Linked DNA regions of Homo sapiens: region 1 is linked to region 2. Evidence: read pairs that join two places in POLR2A ChIA-PET (ENCODE). Cell type or tissue: GM12878. All regions are shown on one strand. Links, peaks and the distances in the headings refer to the core of each region. The heading gives the core; the rest is flanking DNA. Region 1 has its middle 8.1 kb from the start of RAB3GAP2. Region 2 overlaps RAB3GAP2 (RAB3 GTPase activating non-catalytic protein subunit 2).

Region 1 (8,486 bases), core at 96-8,095, 61 kb before region 2:
CACAACTAGTTGAAGCTGCTCCTGGCATCTAGTGTGTAAAGGCCAGGGATACTCCTGAACATCGTACGCTGCACAGGATAGGACAGTCCCACAACCAAGAATTATCGGGCCCAAAATGTCAAAAGTGCCATGCTGTAGAACATTTTCTGAAAGGCTATTCTACTGTGCTGCATACATAAAAATTAGTGAGATTATTTAATGTTCCCGTTAAATGTGAGCAGCTATGTGTTATCACTAGTGTGCAGTGAGTGACCAAAGTAACAGTTTTGCGGTTGACAGGACCAATACATTCTTCATCCCACCTATGCAAAAATGTCAAATTTTTGAAAATGCACTGTTTGCTAAAAGTTGAAATAATAAAATTACAATTTGAGTTTATAAAGCGCATTCAAAAACATTTCAGGGACATATGCACAATATGGTGAGAGGCTGTGCACTTAATGAAACAGCAATGATACTCTTCATATTTGTGTTCAGAATTCATCTTGACAACCTATTTCAAATGGAAAGAATCCTAATCATACAATAAAATCAGATTTAGGGTATGATAAATAAGTATGTTTGCCTGTAAATGTCTTGCACTATGAATGAGTTCATTTATTAAAACTTCCCAAAGTGCCCTTTTCATATTTATTAGTGACTTTTGTTAAATATTTTATCTATAGATTCATGGTCAGTAATACTAAATACTTTAAATTGTAACATATAAAACGTTCAAAGAATTTCACTTACTAAGATATTAATGTACGTTAACCAGGACTCCATTTAGCACTGAAATATTTATTAATACATTTATGAATAATTTACTCCCTTGTTTTATCCATTGCTTAACATCTCAGCACTTTTGGAATTTAATTTCTTTGGAAAAAAAAGCTCAAATGGGTTTTGCTACTGTACAGAGTTTAATGTCATACCTCACAAGAAATATTGTTCTCCAAAGGGTAAGTTTTTTTAGGGAGTGTGATTTAGCTAGAATGGCTGAGATCCAGCAAGCCTGCATATCGTAATGCAGTGTCATACACACAGAGTATACAATGAGTGTTTGAGGATAATGTGATGGTGGGGAGGGAGGAAGGAGGAACAGAATAGATAAATGAAAATAGAATGCAAATGGATGCCAAAGGATTAATACTACACAGCTAAATTAGCTAATAAAATGTGAGATAAGGTTACACTTTTTAAAAAATAAAATAAAATATGGGTGGCTTATTTCCATACATAAAATTTATACTGATTTCACATAATCATTAATGATAATAATTTTTAAAACTGACAGTTGTTATGTATACCACAAAATTAGGGTCTTTTATCTGACTAAATAGCAAATCATTTCCTTATCCCAAAGGTTAAGAGACATCTGGTGTGTGAGAGCCCTAGAGTTACTCAAAGCATAAACTAAATAATAAAAGTTTCTTGTTTTTATTCCTCTTCTATGTAAATGATCATTCATTAAGCATTTGGTCATAGTAGCAAAGCTGTTTGAGAGATACATTATTAAAATTACTGGTCTCAAAAGAAATTACTGGACAATCTAAAGGTTATGGCATTTGCTTTTTAAATTCTGCAACAACAAATTATGTCTTATTTTGCTGCTTACAAATGATTGTCCATGTTATTGTCTGTTCAAACACAAAGTTTATTCAGGATAAATTATTTCTACAGTGAATTGGGTTATTCAATTTGCTTAGATTTTTCACCTTTTAAAAAGCAGCATTTATTGCCTCCTAGATTTTTTACCATGTACATTATTGTTCAATTGCTTAAGACTTTGTTAGTATGACTAAGGCCATGAGCTACCATAAATTATCTGCAGACCAATTGTGTTTTGAACATAGTTAATTCATGGTTTACATAATTCCTGAGTATTGGTCACAAGTGTCACAATTAAATTTTGTCCTTTAAATAGCAGGTAGATGTATTACTAAAATGGCTGTAATTCCAATAAGATATAAATTATCTAACTGGCGAGAGAGAACCAAATATTTAGTTCTGTGTTACTGTTTGCTATGGTTTACATGTTTGTCCTCTGAAACTCATGTTGAAGTGTAATTGCCAGTCTAACCGTATTAAAAGGTGGGGGCCTGTAAGAAGTAATTAGGTCATGAAGGCTCTATACTCATGAATGGATTAATGCCATTATTGTGGGAGTGTTAGTTATCTTGAGAGTAGGTTGTTAATAAGTGAGCCCAGCCCCTCATGCTTTCTCTTTTGCGCATGATCACTTGCTCTTCCATCTTTCCACAATGGGATGATGCATCCCAAAGACCCTAACCAGATGCTAAAGCCATGCCCTTTGATTGCCCAGCCTCCAGAACTGTAAGATATAAACTTCTTTTCTGTATAAATTACCTGGTGTGTGCTATTCTGTTCTAGTAACAGAAACTGGACTAAGATAGTATTGTTATCAATAAATAATTTACCTTGACTCTCACAATTTTGGAAATGTTTTTTATTTTCCCTAAACTTTTAAATTCAGAAACGCCTAGGGAGAAGAGAGAGGCCATGACTATTAAAAAATAAGTTATTAGCATAAACTCCACTTGTGATTTTATACAAACTGACTGGCAAGTCCGAATAAAGTATAGCTTTAGATGCTAATCCAACAAACTAACTAATTCGCTTCGAATACTTCTGAAAAGATCACAGAATGCCTTTTTATTCTTTTCTTCTTAGACCATACTCACCCTACAGATGCAGTTCAGGTTCCATCTCATTGATGCAGGCTCCCTTGGCAATCCCTGGTCACAGCAATCTCTCCAGACTTAACCACACTTACGTGTACCACTCTTTTTGGATATTAAATCAAATGGGGCCTAGTATTTACCAATGTTGACAGATAACGTCTTGTCTATCCAGTGACACTGAAGGCAGGCAAAATCTGCATTTCATATTATTTCTAATATATACTACCCACTGGAGTGCTGGGCCATTTGTTTTTTTCTTTGCTCCCTTCCATGAACATTTATTAACCAATCACCTGTTTGATAAGTACAAACACAGGAGAGAGGAAGAAATTTAAATAAACCATAGTCTGTGCCCTTGAGTCATTTGATGATTTTTGTCCCTCCTTAATTCTCGAGTCTCATGTTAACAGTCTTTTTTTAGCTCCAGACAGGCTTAACAGTATTTAATTCTTAAATACACTGTGTCTTCTCACTTCTGGAGTTTTGAGCTATTTCCTCTGTATCTAAGAATGCTTGGCCTCCTTGCTTCCATTCTACGCTCTATCCCATTTATTTCTGGCTTTGGTCTACTCTTACCTCACATGGTACTTCCTACAGGAAGCCCTCACTGATCTCCAAAGTGAGCTGACCTTCTTATCTGTTCCTCTGTACTGTTCCCAGCATCGCATTTTCAAAAATGAAGTATAAGTGCCTGTTTATCTGTCTGTCATTGGAGTGTATTATCTATTAGTACACATATGTGTCTCTTTTGTACTGAGTATGAGTCATGTGTATGTTTAGCTCCTGGTACACAGTATATATTTTCAAAATGTGTTGAATGAATGAATGTCACAAGGGTAAACATCACAATTCCTCCCCTTGAGGATATCACCATCTAGTGGGGGAGACAGTAATGCAGATAAACCATAATACAAGAAGTCAAGGTGTTAAGTTTCAGAATAGACACATACATTAAAAAGCTATGGGTTGGGGGGTGGGACGTTCGCCTGTAGTCCTAGCTACTCAGGAGGCTGAGGTAGGAGGATGACTTGAGTCCAGGAGTTCAAGGCTACAATAATGCAGTGAGCCACTATCATGCCACTGCACTCCAGCCTGGGCAACAGAGCGAGACCTTGTCTCTATAAGGAAAAAAGAAAAAGCTATGGGGGTCCAAAGTGGCTAATTTTGCCTGGTAGAGTCAGGCTTTTCACAAAGGAGGTGATATTCGAACAGCGTTTAGAAGGATTTCAAAGTTTGCTCGGTGGAAAAGAGGACAGCAGATCCTCCGTAATTAGCCACGTTAGAATGTTCCAGCATGCCTTTGTGTAGGTCTATAGTCTTGAGTGGTTCAAATCTTCCAAGTGCCTTTCAGTGCAAGAAAGATAGAAAAGAATAGAATATGACCACAAATGAGGGATCCAAGTAACTAGAACAGTGGAAAGGATTGAATTTGAAAAAAAAGATTTTAAAATGCAAGGATTATATATAAGTCAAATTAGTGGCTACTAGCAGGACAATTAACACTGACCGCATCTGCTGGAAAGAAATGGCATCAAGAAGAATAAAACACCCAGTCACCTAATGCCAGGCAATGTAAGGAGGGGAAATTGGAGAGCTTAAGAGAGGGAGACCCTGAGCAAAGCACTCAAGGGAAACTTCCCCTGCTATGGCATCTAGTAGTCTGTGAAGGTTTCACCAAGGGGGAACAGAAAGTCAACCTTCAACACAAATCTAGAGTCCAGTGTAAATGATCAAGTGCATCAGGGGGAGCTGGGCTGGGAACACATCTTGACTCCGGACCTACAAACCCTTGTCCCTACCCTGCAGCTCCTTAGACTGCAAGCAAGACGTGAAAAGTGGTATCAGTGAAGAAAATGAACCCAAGGAAACATTTCTCATATTTAAGCAAACTAAGAAATGTTGCTTAGTCCTTACATTCTACAGGAAATGAAATTTGAGAAAATTTAAAATCACTCAGGCCACCTCTCTAGACTCAGCCCCAACCGTAGTGTCACACTTCACATTTTAGAAACCGCTGCTTCTGTTTCTTTGTACACACAAGTTACTGCTGCCCCCCAAGCCTTTTGTCATGATGTTTCTTCTGCTAGGGTATTTTTTTCGTTTCTCCCTTACGCCCTTGTCAGCCAGCTAAAATCTATTCGGCTTTCAAGACTCAGCTCAGATATTACCTCTTAAAAGTCTTTTCTGAATCCCAAGGCCATGGTTTTTGTTCCTGCTCTGTTCTCTGGTAATTATTCCTGCTTGTGTATTGGTAACCCCTACCTTCACCAGTACTGGGTCTTACTTATATTGATGTTCTTAGGGCCTCCAGCCATTCATAGCACCTAATGGGTACCCAGAGAATAGTTCTTAAATGAGTGAATAAATTAAAGAAGAAACAAAAGTGTTATGGGGAGATTTACTAGGTAATATGATTAGAATTATGCTTCAGGAAGACAAATCTGGCAGCAATGTGTAGGATGGTTGAGGTGGGAAGCCCAGACGCAAAGGCAGGAAGACCGAAGAAGCTATCGAAACAGCTCAATGAGGAGGTGGAAATGAGGATATCAGGAGAGGATCAATCCAAGAGATATTTTGGAAGTTAAATCAATAGAACTTGGTGGCTGACTAGTGAACAAGCAGAGGAAAAGAATATTTATCCTTTCTGTTCATAGCTTATCCACCAAATGTGATAACCATTAACAGAAAGAAAAGAGTCTGTAACAAGGTACTTTGAGGAAGGGACTGAAGGAATAGAGAAAGATAACAAGGAGATAGTAACATATTCAGAAAATAAAAAGATCAAAGAGGAAGAAAGGGATCAGGAGGTTGCAGCTTCACTGAAGCTAAGGTTTGGGAAAACTGTGAAGAAAGTGTAGTCCAGAGTAAGGAAACCACAGGGAAGGTGCTGGACGGAGCTATTTTATTCACAAACCACAAGGCAATGGCTTCTCATATTTGTGGTCTTAGTTTATATACAACTCCAACCAGCAGTTTCCCCTTCACCTAACCTTCCCTCGATTTTCCATTATGAAATTGTTGATTGGAACTTATCACTCGGCTGCTAAACAACAAGGGGGGCATTCTTTTATTTCAAAGAATCTTTTAAGAGTCTATTTCAGTTGTGCTAAAAATAAGAAAACAAGAAATACTTGGTCACCTGGGGCATATTTTTATGTCCAAATGAAGTCAAAAATATTTAAACAATTTAAAATATCCAGGTAATTGGTCTAATCTCATCTGAATTATGCTAGAGAAAAAGACAATCAGAGAAATAAAAATGCTTTTATTTAAACAAGATACATAGAATAGAGCAAATTTCCTTGATCAAAAGTTTCTCTTGTTACTAAGGTCATATTATATCAGGATTAGGTTCACCTACAATAACAGAAAACTCAAAATAGCAGTGACTAGAACACACACAGATTTCTTTTGTCACCTGAAAGAAGTCCAGATGTGGCAGTCCAAGCTTGGCGTGGCAGCTCCACAAAGCAGAGGAGACTCAGGCTCCTGTCTTCATGCTCCACCACAGTTTAGGTCAATTCATTGTCTAAAAAGGATGCTGGGGCTACAACCATGGTAAATTTTAGGTAGGAAACAGGAAAGGGGAAGGAGAAGCCAAAAGACTTTTTCTTAGCTGTCTCTCTTGTAAGTAAACTTCTGGAAACCCCTCCCAATGATTCCAACAATTCGTGCTCTATTTCATTGGCCTGAACATAGTGTATGGATACGTTGAGTCAAGAGGGGTTGGAAAATGTGGTTTGTCTTCAAATCTGGGCACATAAGTGTCCCAATAATATATGGGTTCTCCTGCTAAAGCAAAAGGGGAAATGGATAATGAGCAACTAGTAATCTCTTCCACAAATATCAAATCTCATTGACATTTGGTGGCTCACTTAACCTGACAAGTCCTAAACACATTAAAATTAAGAAGATGGAGACTTAAAAGCACTATGGCACTTATATTTGTTAGCTAACTGTGTTAATATCTTCTTTCCTTGGAGGCTGAGACAGGAGAATGGCGTGAACCCGGGAGGCGGAGCTTGCAGTGAGCTGAGATAATGCCACTGCACTCCAGCCTGGGCAACAGAGCGAGACTCTGTCTCAAAAATAAATAAATAAATACATAAATACATAAATAAAGTAGGTTTTGGCCCAATAAAGTTATAAATATTGGGAAATGCTGAAAATATAAATATTTTTTCTTGGATTCAAAAAAGCAATAAAACACAATGCTTAGTGAAGCTAGTTCTTCTTTTCCTAACTGGTCAATGCCAGCAAAAAGAAAAGACTTCTTTCCATCTCTATTTTAGTTGTAAAGAAAAAGATTACCATTGCTTCTCTGGCTATCAGAAAAATAATCAACTTCTGAAGAAAGGTTACAAATTTTCTGCAAAAGAAACAGAGTTTGGCTGCTCTATACACTGGACAATCACTTGTTACTACCTATTCACCAAATGGAATCATCTCTTCTTGGCTTTTCCTTTCTTAAATTCTTTATTGAATTCAATACAATAGGTTTACCCCTTTGTGAAAATGTCTTCTTCCTCACTGGGCTTTTGTAGCATGGTCCTACCATGTACAGTTTTCTTCTTTGACTATGTCTTTTTTATCTCCTTTACTAGAGCTTCTTTTTCCATCCACCTCTAAAAAAATAGACAGTTGGTCAGGCATGGTGGCTCATGCCTGTAATGCCAACACTTTGGGAGGCCAAAGAGGGTAGATTCCTTGAGCTTAGCAGTTCAAGACCAGCCTGGGCAATATAGTGAGATGCTGTCTCTTCAAAAAACACAAAAATTAACCAGGCATGGTGGCATGTGCCTATAGTCCCAGCTATTCAGGAGGCTGAGGCGGGAGGATCGCTTGAGCCTGGAAGGCAAAGGTTGCAGTGAGCCAAGATTATGCCACTGCACCCCAGCCCAGGTGACAGAGCAAGACTCTGTACCAAAAAAAAAAAAAAAAAAAAAAGATAGTCCTCCCACCTTGTTTTCCTCATCCAATCCTGCTCTCACTGCTCTCACCCCATCTAGAATCCACTGGCACTTTCATCCCCTCCCTTCAATATAATTTCTGTGTGGAAGACTTCCATAGGTAGGTTCTAGCTCTGGCCTCTCCAATCCCAATTTGGAACTTCAGTTTATAAAAATAACTTAAAAAAAAAAAAACCTAGCTCTTCCACGGGCAGTTCAAATTTAACAAATCCAACACTGAATTTATCCATTTATCTTTTTTTTTTTTTTTTGGAGACAGAGTCTCACTTGCTCTGTCACCCAGACTGGAGAGCTGTGGCACAAACATAGCTCTCTGTAACCTCAAACCTGGGCTCAAGCAGGCTTCCTGACTCAGCCTCTCAAGTAGCTAGGATTATGGGCATGCACCACCAGGCCCAGACAATTTAATTTTAATTTTAATTTTGTGTGGAAATGGGGTCTCTCTATGTTGCCCAGACTGATCTCGAACTCTTGGCCTCATGCATTCCTCCCACCTCTTCCTTCCAAAGCACAGGGATTACAGGCATGAACCACTGTGCCCAGCCTCATCCTATTCTTGTTTGTCCCAAAGCCATTCCTCCTTTTACATTCTCTATCTTGGTTGCTGACATGACATTGCCACCTTTCCAATTCTTTGGACTGAAGACTTGAACATCACCTTGGGTCATATTTTCCCTTCCCACACCTATATCTAACTGTATACCAAAATTCTATTGATTCAGCCACCAGAGAGGCACTGCCTTTCCAATGTTATTACTTCTTGTTTAGAATATTGCTGTGACATCTAGAGGGGTCTATCTGCCTTCAGTCATCCCACATACTTCTACATCTT
Region 2 (8,486 bases), core at 276-8,275:
GGCCTCTAATTTTTCAGTTTTTTTTTTTTTACAGATGGGGTCTTACCATGTTGCCCAGGCTGGATTTTACATTTTGACAGAAATTGTTGCATGGTGCTTCTAAAGGGCTAGCCAATTTGTATTCCAAATAGCAGTGTATGAGAGTACCTTTCTTTACTTGTTGTTTACAGAAATAAAAACAGCTCTGAGCCAGTTGCTTATTATCATTGGCTGTGTGCTATTGTTTTTTTTTTTTAAGTGAAATATTTCTCTCCACCCATGTTTTTAACAAATATTGTATTGGGAAACAAGACTGTGAGAGATGAATGCGCTTTTCTCTTGCTGTTCTCAGGTATTTGAAATTGTTGACTCCTAGTATGTTATCATACTTTAGTCTTTGCTAAACCAGATCAACGTAAAATGCCATTTCAGTGTTTTAATCTATATTTTAAATTAATGGGTAAAGTTTGTCATTCTTTCATATGTTTTTCACTTATAATTCTTTTGGGGAACGCATACCATTATCTTATTTTTTTTCTAAACTCCAATAGCAGTTTAAGGTTCATTGCACTTACTTTAGCTATTAAATCTATTCTGATTTATATTGAGTGAGAGTTATTTCTTATTTACTAGTATTGTTTATCCAACTAGATGATAGTTTCTGAGCAGGAATTTTTTTGTCACTTTCTTTTACTCCATGACACCTAGATTTAGTATGTAGTATTAAACAGTTGTGGTCAGACAAAGTGACATGTGCCTGCCTATAGTCCCACCTACTCAGGGGCTGAGGTGGGAGGATTGCTTGAGCCCAGGAGGTAGAGGCTGCAGTGAGCTGTGATTGCACCATTGCACTGCACTCCAGCCTGGGCGTCAGAGCGAGACGCTGACTCAAAAAAACAAAAACAAAACAAAGCAAATAAACAGTTGTTCAGGCAATAGAGAAGTATACATTTAGTTTTGGAGTTCCATTGTAATTGTTTATGAAATGAATTTTGTATGAGTAATAAAATACATTTGACACATGTTTATTATAGAAAATTCAAGTATTACAGAAAAATAAAAATAATAAAATAACCCATCCCTAACATCTAAAAATGATCATCATTATTAACTTTCAGGGGTTCTGCATGGCTCTACACAAATAAAGGGGTTTTTGGGGGTTTTTCTTTGGCACTATATGAATAGAAGGTTGAGTGGGCAGATGAATGGGCACAAAGAACATTTTATGAAAATGAGATCATATTATATATACAATTGAAGAATAAATGGCAGAATTAATCCTACTTGAATTGACAGTTGAAGTAAATAAGAGTTACTGAGTTAGAGTTAAGTTCCTCTAATGCTAGAAAGAAAGGTAATTTTTAAAATTGAGATTGAAGTTATAGTTTTTTTGTGATTAATTTATTTGTGAGAATTCCTTTGGGCCCCTTCAAATCAAATTTAGAAAGAGTTCATGTCTTTCCTTATGTTGAAAAGATCTCAGGATCTTTCATTTGAGAATTTTAGTCTCTGATCTGAAATGTGGCCTAGACTAGTACTTTTCATGCTATGTGTGAGAGAGCTCTAGGGTTCTACAGAGGTGCTGTGTAGCTTCCTCATTTGTGCTTTTATCTATTTCATATATTGAATTTTTGTAAAAAATTTTGTTTGGGAGTACAAAGTTCTGCTATCTAAAAAAAGAAAGTTTGAAAAATATTGAGCATTTTATAGTTAGTAGCAGAATAGAAAAAAAAAGAAAAAATCCTTAGTAACTAGTAATATAGTGATGTTTACTTTCTTTTTGTGTTTCAAAATTGCTGAAGCACTATGTGTCTTGCTTTAAAAGTATAGATGAATATTTTATTTCTATGGCTTAGGCAGAAAGCTGCTGAGAATTACAGAGAATGTGCTGACAGCCCTTAGATTACACTGGATCTTACTGGTACCACTAAAATGTGTAAATATCTGTGAAAGTTAGCAAAATGACAGTAACAACATAAATTGCAAATGATGGACTTATCGTACTAAAGTTGAAAGCTTTGAAAAACCACTCCTGGCTACTTCAGTGACTACGTAAGTACTACAATAGCTGAAAAACCAAAAAACACTGGCCACTGTGTTTACCCAGTAATTACCAGTCCCTATAATGCCAGCTATAGTTGAAAGACTGATTTAATTACTACAATTTTATTGTCTGCCTGCATTGTGTGCTTAAAATCAAAAGAAAGAAAATTTTTAAAGTATATGCTCTATCCCATATTGCGTTGTTTAGAAAGAATTCCTTTCCATAATGCACATTAGTGGCTTCTGTATTTTTGTAGATTAAGAAAACTTTTTTACTGGTCTTAATTCAAAAAAAATTCTTGAAGTTTAGGCCATACTAAAATATAATTATAGATTCCCTCCCCTCAACAACTAGGATTATGTTTTATAGGTGCATTCATTCATTCATTCATTTTTGCCTTTATAAAAGCAAGTTTTATTGTTATTTACCATAGTAGTGTCAGAAAGAGGAACAGATTAGCTCAGTCCAACATGATTGGCAGCTGGCAAAATCTAGTGAAGCAGGTGTTCTGATTGCTTTAATTTGGGGGATTTAATTTGGTTGCTTTTAATACTTAGCCATCTAACACTTCAAACGTAATGCAGAATAAATATTTCATCTCCTTCCTTTTTACTTTAACACCACACCCACCTCACTTCAATATGGAAATATCTTCATTAAATATGATTTCCAAAAGAACAAGTTCCCTGGAGAATATAGCCATGAGGACAGTGCATAAAAAGAAAAACTCGAAATAAAACCCTGTATGATAATTTTCTATTCTAAGAAAACAAAAGTTTCCAGTATATGAAGAAATAAACCCAGTCTCAGATGCACTAATATGTCTGTGAGAAGCGGTTGTGGTATAATAACTGAAAACTGCCAGCTATTTTCAAGATACTCAAGTGGTAATGGTGCACCTAGCCCAGCAGCAGCCCTCAGAAGAAGCCAGGGTGCTCTCTCCACGTAGGCCAGTGTGTTAGTCCATTTTCATGCTGCTGATAAAGACATACCTGAGACTGGGCAATTTACAAAAGAAAGAGGTTTATTGGACTTACACTTCCACGTGGCTGGGGAGGCCTCACAATCATGGTGGAAGGTGAAAGCCATGTCTCACATGGCGACAGACAAGAGAAGAGAGCTTGTGCAGGGAAACTCCCCTTTTTAAAACCATCGGAACTTGTGAGACTCATTCACTATCAGAACAGGGCAGGAGAGACCCACCTCCATAATTCAGTTACCTCCCACCGGCTTCTTCCCACAACACGTGGGAATTGTGGGAATTACAATTCAAAATGAAATTTGAGTGGGGACACAGCCAAACCATATCAGCCAGGTACAAAAAATCCATCTTCAGCTTTTGCCTCCTAAAGCTGTCCCATGGTTGGGCTGCACTGTCTTATCCACAAACGGGACAGAGGCCTTTTCAGCAGCAAGCTGGATCCTACTCGTGATGATGCACATGGACTGAGCCACTGGAATACCAGGTGGCACCAAGGACTTCTACTTATCAGGGTCAGCGGTCTGAGAGCCTGGACTTTTTCATAATTGCTGGAACTGGCTGGGCTATTTTGTGCGGATCTTCGGGGACTCCACTCACCTGCGTTCCAGGAGCGAGACTCTCTGAACACCCACTTCACAGTGGCAGGGAAGGGACGGGCTGGCTCTCAGAGCCATGGAGCTTAGCGCAGCCACCACAACGACGATGATGGGGGAGACTGCAGGCAAATTCAGTGTCAACTTTAGTAACAGGGTGGGGGAGGCAAGTTTTGGTGGAAAACCCAAGGTCCCTGGTGGAGCACCTTTAAGCAGTGAGGTGCTTTTTTTGTTTTACATTTCAGGCGTGGCTTGGGAAATTACCTTGTCAAATGATATTATTTTTGGATCACTAGCTTCAAAGGGGCAGTGTTAGAGACTGTGGGCCCCATTATTGGGGAAGTTTTCCAAAACGCTAATTAGTAGGCAAATGCCCTTATGACACAAAACAAAATGATGAGCTTGCATCTTGTCAGCCACTGAATGTGTGCTGATGCTCTATTAGGCTTCCCAGAGCATTGTTGTTTACAGCCCTATTTCTTGCCTGAGCTTTCTGGAACTGGCGCTGGAAATCATATTTTGTTGTAAAACCTAATACTAGCTCATTGTGATCCAGCCTAGAGAGGGCATTTCCTAATCTCCACTATACCAATATTTTCATCAAGTTATTTGTGCTTAGACTTGAGACTTCCCTGAAAAATCTGGCACTGGAGTCACTTCAGATGGACTCACACTCTTTATTCTTGGTTTGTATTTCTGCAGCCCTTCTGGAGCAATACTGTGGCAGTGTTGTACAGGATACATTAAAGCAGAGAGAGAGAGATATGAGAACATCGAGGGTCTAGTCTTTCTCATGGATTCTGACCCACAGGCCATTTCCTCATTCTTCCTCAGACCCCTGATTTTAGAAGTGAAGGACCAGAGTTCCTCTGTAAATTGTCCAGGGACTGTGTGAATGTATGTTGCTTTAAATGTATTATCTATAGTATTGGCATGGTTAGTGAAAATCCACTTATTCTTTTTAGAGCTTGATTTCTTTTCTGGAAAAGGAGGAATTTCACTCAAATGATCCCTGTAGTTCCTTCTGTTTCTGTTAAGATTGAATCATCCTGTCAGTTGGCTTCAAGAGGATTATGACATGTGTAAGAAGGAGATTGTTGATCTGTACAGACAAGCAGTTCTAGGATCTTTGCTTACATTGTCTTGCACTTAGTACTACAGTTTCTTAATTTGTAGATTTATTAAAAGAAATTTGATTTACCTGAGGATTTCTCCCATCCACACCTCCAGCAGTTTTCTGTTTTGAATTTGCTTCATAATATGGTAAAATTTACTCTGGCTGGGGGCAAAATATTATAGCTAAGCTTAAAACAATACATTTTTACCTCTTTATAATTTTAAGGATATTATTTGGTTTGGGTTATTGTCATTAGAGGCTTTTTGTCCTTGTATTGAATCTGATATGTTGAATACTGTGCCTTAGTCACAAAGAAGTTACTTTAGAATTACATGTGACCAGGAGCTTGCAGTTGGAATAGGTATACAGCTGCTCCCCCGTGTGGTTGTGGATCCAAAGAGCTTGTGGAGCTTGTATTAAGAGCACAACACCATTGCATTTTGTGACAAGTTAGCATCGTTCTTTTTTTTTTTTAAATTATACTTTAAGTTCTAGGGTACATGTGCACAACGTGCAGGTTTGTTACATATGTATACATGTGCCATTTTGGTGTGCTGCACCCATTAACTCGTCATTTACATTAGATATATCTCCTAATGCTATCCCTCCCCTGACTCCACACCCCACGACAGGCCCTGGTGTGTGATGTTCCCCACCCTGTGTCCAAGTGTTCTCATTGTTCAATTCCCATCTATGAGTGAGAATGTGCAGTGTTTGGTTTTCTGTCCTTGCGATAGTTTGCTCAGAATGATGTGACAAGTTAGCATCATTCTTGAGAAGCACAACTAAAAGTTTAGATCTAGAATTTTATGGCACTTCAAACTCTAATGATGATATAATAATATTATCGTATTTTCTAACCTATTTTTATAATATGTAATGCTCAGTTGTACATATCCAACTTTACCATGGCAAACTGGGAGGATATATTTTTAGTACCACAGTAACAGAGAAAGTTGGAGAAGTAGAAAGGACATAGAAAATAAACTGCAGTAAAGAATGATGGAAGATTTTGGCTTTTTGCTTCTTTATTCCCCCGTCTTCAGTGGATGAAACCGGAATAAAAATCCACATCAAGTTTTATTCTCAAGTTTCATGTAAATAAAAATGTACATGTATAAGATGGCTAAGCAGGTTAGGGATATCATAATTGATTATGGAATCATTTTTCTGAATTTGCTTCCAAGCAAGTGACATCTATTTCCAATGCTTTTGTCATGGGTAGTCCTTTTGGGACAAAATTCATGTTTGCTTCTGAGATCACTTATAGTCCATTTGTTGGGGTAGCAGCAGCTTGATCATAATCTGACACCGAGTTTTAGGCCCAACTAAGAAGACTATGATACAGTGGTATTCTGTTCTTATATCTCTTTAACTTGTACTTACCATGAATATGTCAGCCAGAATCTTGAACTATTAAATCTTAGTATTACTTAAGAAAAAACATTACTAAGGACTGAATATACTAGCTTTAGGTTGATTGTTCATTGTTATACAGTTTCAGGTGTAAGAATAGATAATATATTATTTAAGAGATAGGGAATGCTGTTATTTACTCCTATATTCTATTAGTGGACTGTGCTACATGTGGAGGTGAAAAATAATATAAGCCATAGGCTTTGCCAACAGAGGGCGTCTCATCTAGTGTGGGAGAAATGCAGTCACAGAATAAACAGGTAGCAGGGAGTAGTAAGACTTTTAATTGCAGTAAGTTTGAAAGAAGGTTAGGAGTCAGGATAGGATGGGTTTGCCAGAGGAACTGGAACTTCTGATGGAAAAACAGAAAGGAGAGGGAAAGTATTTTTAAAGGAGTTCTTGAAGAAATACCTCAAGAATACTCTGGCTCACATATTCAAATACAGTGGTCATCTTGTAGCTGTAAATCGACTCAAAGAACTACAGAAAGATTAGGCCGGAATAAAGTGACAATACAGTAGTTCTTTTGGAGAAAAGGGTTTTCACTGAATATGAGATTAGAGTCAAATCTCAAGTAAAGACAAGCTTCCAAAGAGCTAGTACAGCTACCCACAGAGATGAGCAGGGTGATAGAGTGGAAAGACCACCTGAATTAGGAATTAGGAAGCCTAGATTTTAGTTTGGGCTCTGACACTAATTCTATGGCTGGAGCACATCCCTTAACCTCTCCGAGACTCCATTTTCTTTATTATAAAATTAGAATTTGGACCAGTTGGCCTCTAAATGTCTTCCATCTTTGACTCTTTGTCTTTTCTGTGCACATAAACATCAGATCTAATCCTTGTTAGTGGCATTATTTTGAAAACATGGGACAGAAACATAGGAACAATATTCTTTATTGAAAAAAAAAAGAAAAGCAACTTTTATAATATTTTTAGGATTTACTGATTAAACATAGTTTTGGAAGTGTGATAAGAGGAAGGAATCTATTTGTATAGATGCTCAATTATTAAAACAAATTTTTTTGAGAACATGCCCAAATAAGGGCTGTATTCCTTTCCTGAAGCATTATATTGATTCTTTTTTATTGCATTGAGATGGAGATTTTAGGATAAGAGTCAGAGACCAATCAAAGAGTTTTGGACCCTCCTAATTTCTTATCAAAAGCAATGCCTAAATAATATTCCTATATAAGCTGTCCTCTTCTAAGCTCCTACCTGAAAGTGGATCTCTAATCACTTAGAAGGTCCTGTGCCTCACAGTTGGTATAATTGGAGTCTCAGTTGTTGGAGGAAACCATCGGGTAATGTTGTCCTCAGCTTACAGCAAGCCATCATGAGGAGTGATGTGTTGGGTAAACAAAGACTATCCTACAGCAGAAGTTGTGGAACCAGGGAAAAATTTAATTACAACTAAGTTTTACCTTCATAACTTTTATCTTTGGGGGATAATTTTCTAATTTATCTGTAGAAAAACAAACATTAAAAACAACAAGCTAGATACAGAATTCCTTAAGAAAAGTAGAGCTTTAATAAAATGAGATTTTGCCAATGTTATGTTCTCCCTATCTTTCGGGAGATGGTGCAGCCTCCTTAGCTTATTTTGCTTGAGAAAAAAGTTCCAAATCTGTTTGTTTCCTAATATCCCATTGCAAAAGAAAAATAATTGCATGACTGTCCCAGAGGTTTCAGGCTCATTTTGGGGTATTTCTAAAGATTCCCTGTAACCCATATTTTTTTTGTGTTTTAAACATTTCTTTGATGGTATCCCAGCAAGAAATAATTTATTCCTGGAAATATGATACTACTGTAACATTTCTGACTAGGATGATTTTCTGTTTCTAAAATCTTTTAAATTTTATAATGCTTGTAATGCATGCTTATTACAAGTTTTTAAAAAGCATGAAATTATAATTTTTTTATAAAAGGAAATTAACCTGCATAGCTTTCCCCTCCCTTTCCCTCCCCTTTTCAATAATTGAATCTAAAAGACATTAGGTAGGGCTGAGTAAGGTAGGAGTCTACATGACATCAAACCCAGAAGCTGTAAGAGAATAGATGGATAATTTAGCCACATGACAATAAAAAATTTCTACATGGAAAAACTTAAGCCATCACAAATAGGAAAAACTATTTGCATCACTTATGTTCAAAGGGCCAATTTTGTTTTTCTTTTTGTATGTAAAGAGTGTATACAAAGCAATTAGAAAAAGAGCATCAACCCAACAGGAAATCTACAAAGGAAGGGAACAAACTATTCATAGAAAATTATGCAATTTGTTCCTTTCCTTTATATAAAAATGAGAAATTTTCTTAAGTATATGAGAAAATGCCTAAATTCTCATTAATAAGAAAA

Evidence for each region. Peaks named below come from ENCODE experiments on the same cell type or tissue, not always from the same donor. Only the 100,000 strongest peaks of a DNase experiment are listed, where the experiment ranks them.
Region 1: POLR2A ChIA-PET joins it to region 2 with 12 read pairs; 14 of 35 experiments call an interaction of 5 or more read pairs at or near these places.

The regions. Positions count from the first base shown.
Region 1 is chr1:220,276,306-220,284,791 of GRCh38, reverse strand. No RefSeq gene overlaps it. Among named protein-coding and RNA genes, the nearest start is that of RAB3GAP2, 8.1 kb to the right of the region's middle. In GM12878, for the core only: a CTCF peak has its summit at 3,560 (motif pointing left); no DNase peak of the experiment used is centred there.
Region 2 is chr1:220,215,444-220,223,929 of GRCh38, reverse strand. All of the region lies in intron 2 of RAB3GAP2 (RAB3 GTPase activating non-catalytic protein subunit 2), which reads left to right. Among named protein-coding and RNA genes, the nearest start is that of SNORA36B, 19 kb to the right of the region's middle. RefSeq lists enhancers at 3,350-3,419, 3,780-3,829 and a silencer at 3,980-4,059. In GM12878, for the core only: CTCF peaks have their summits at 5,089 and 6,340 (motif pointing right); DNase peaks (open chromatin) are centred at 3,839 and 5,085; H3K4me3 peaks cover 2,712 bases; H3K27ac peaks cover 4,331 bases.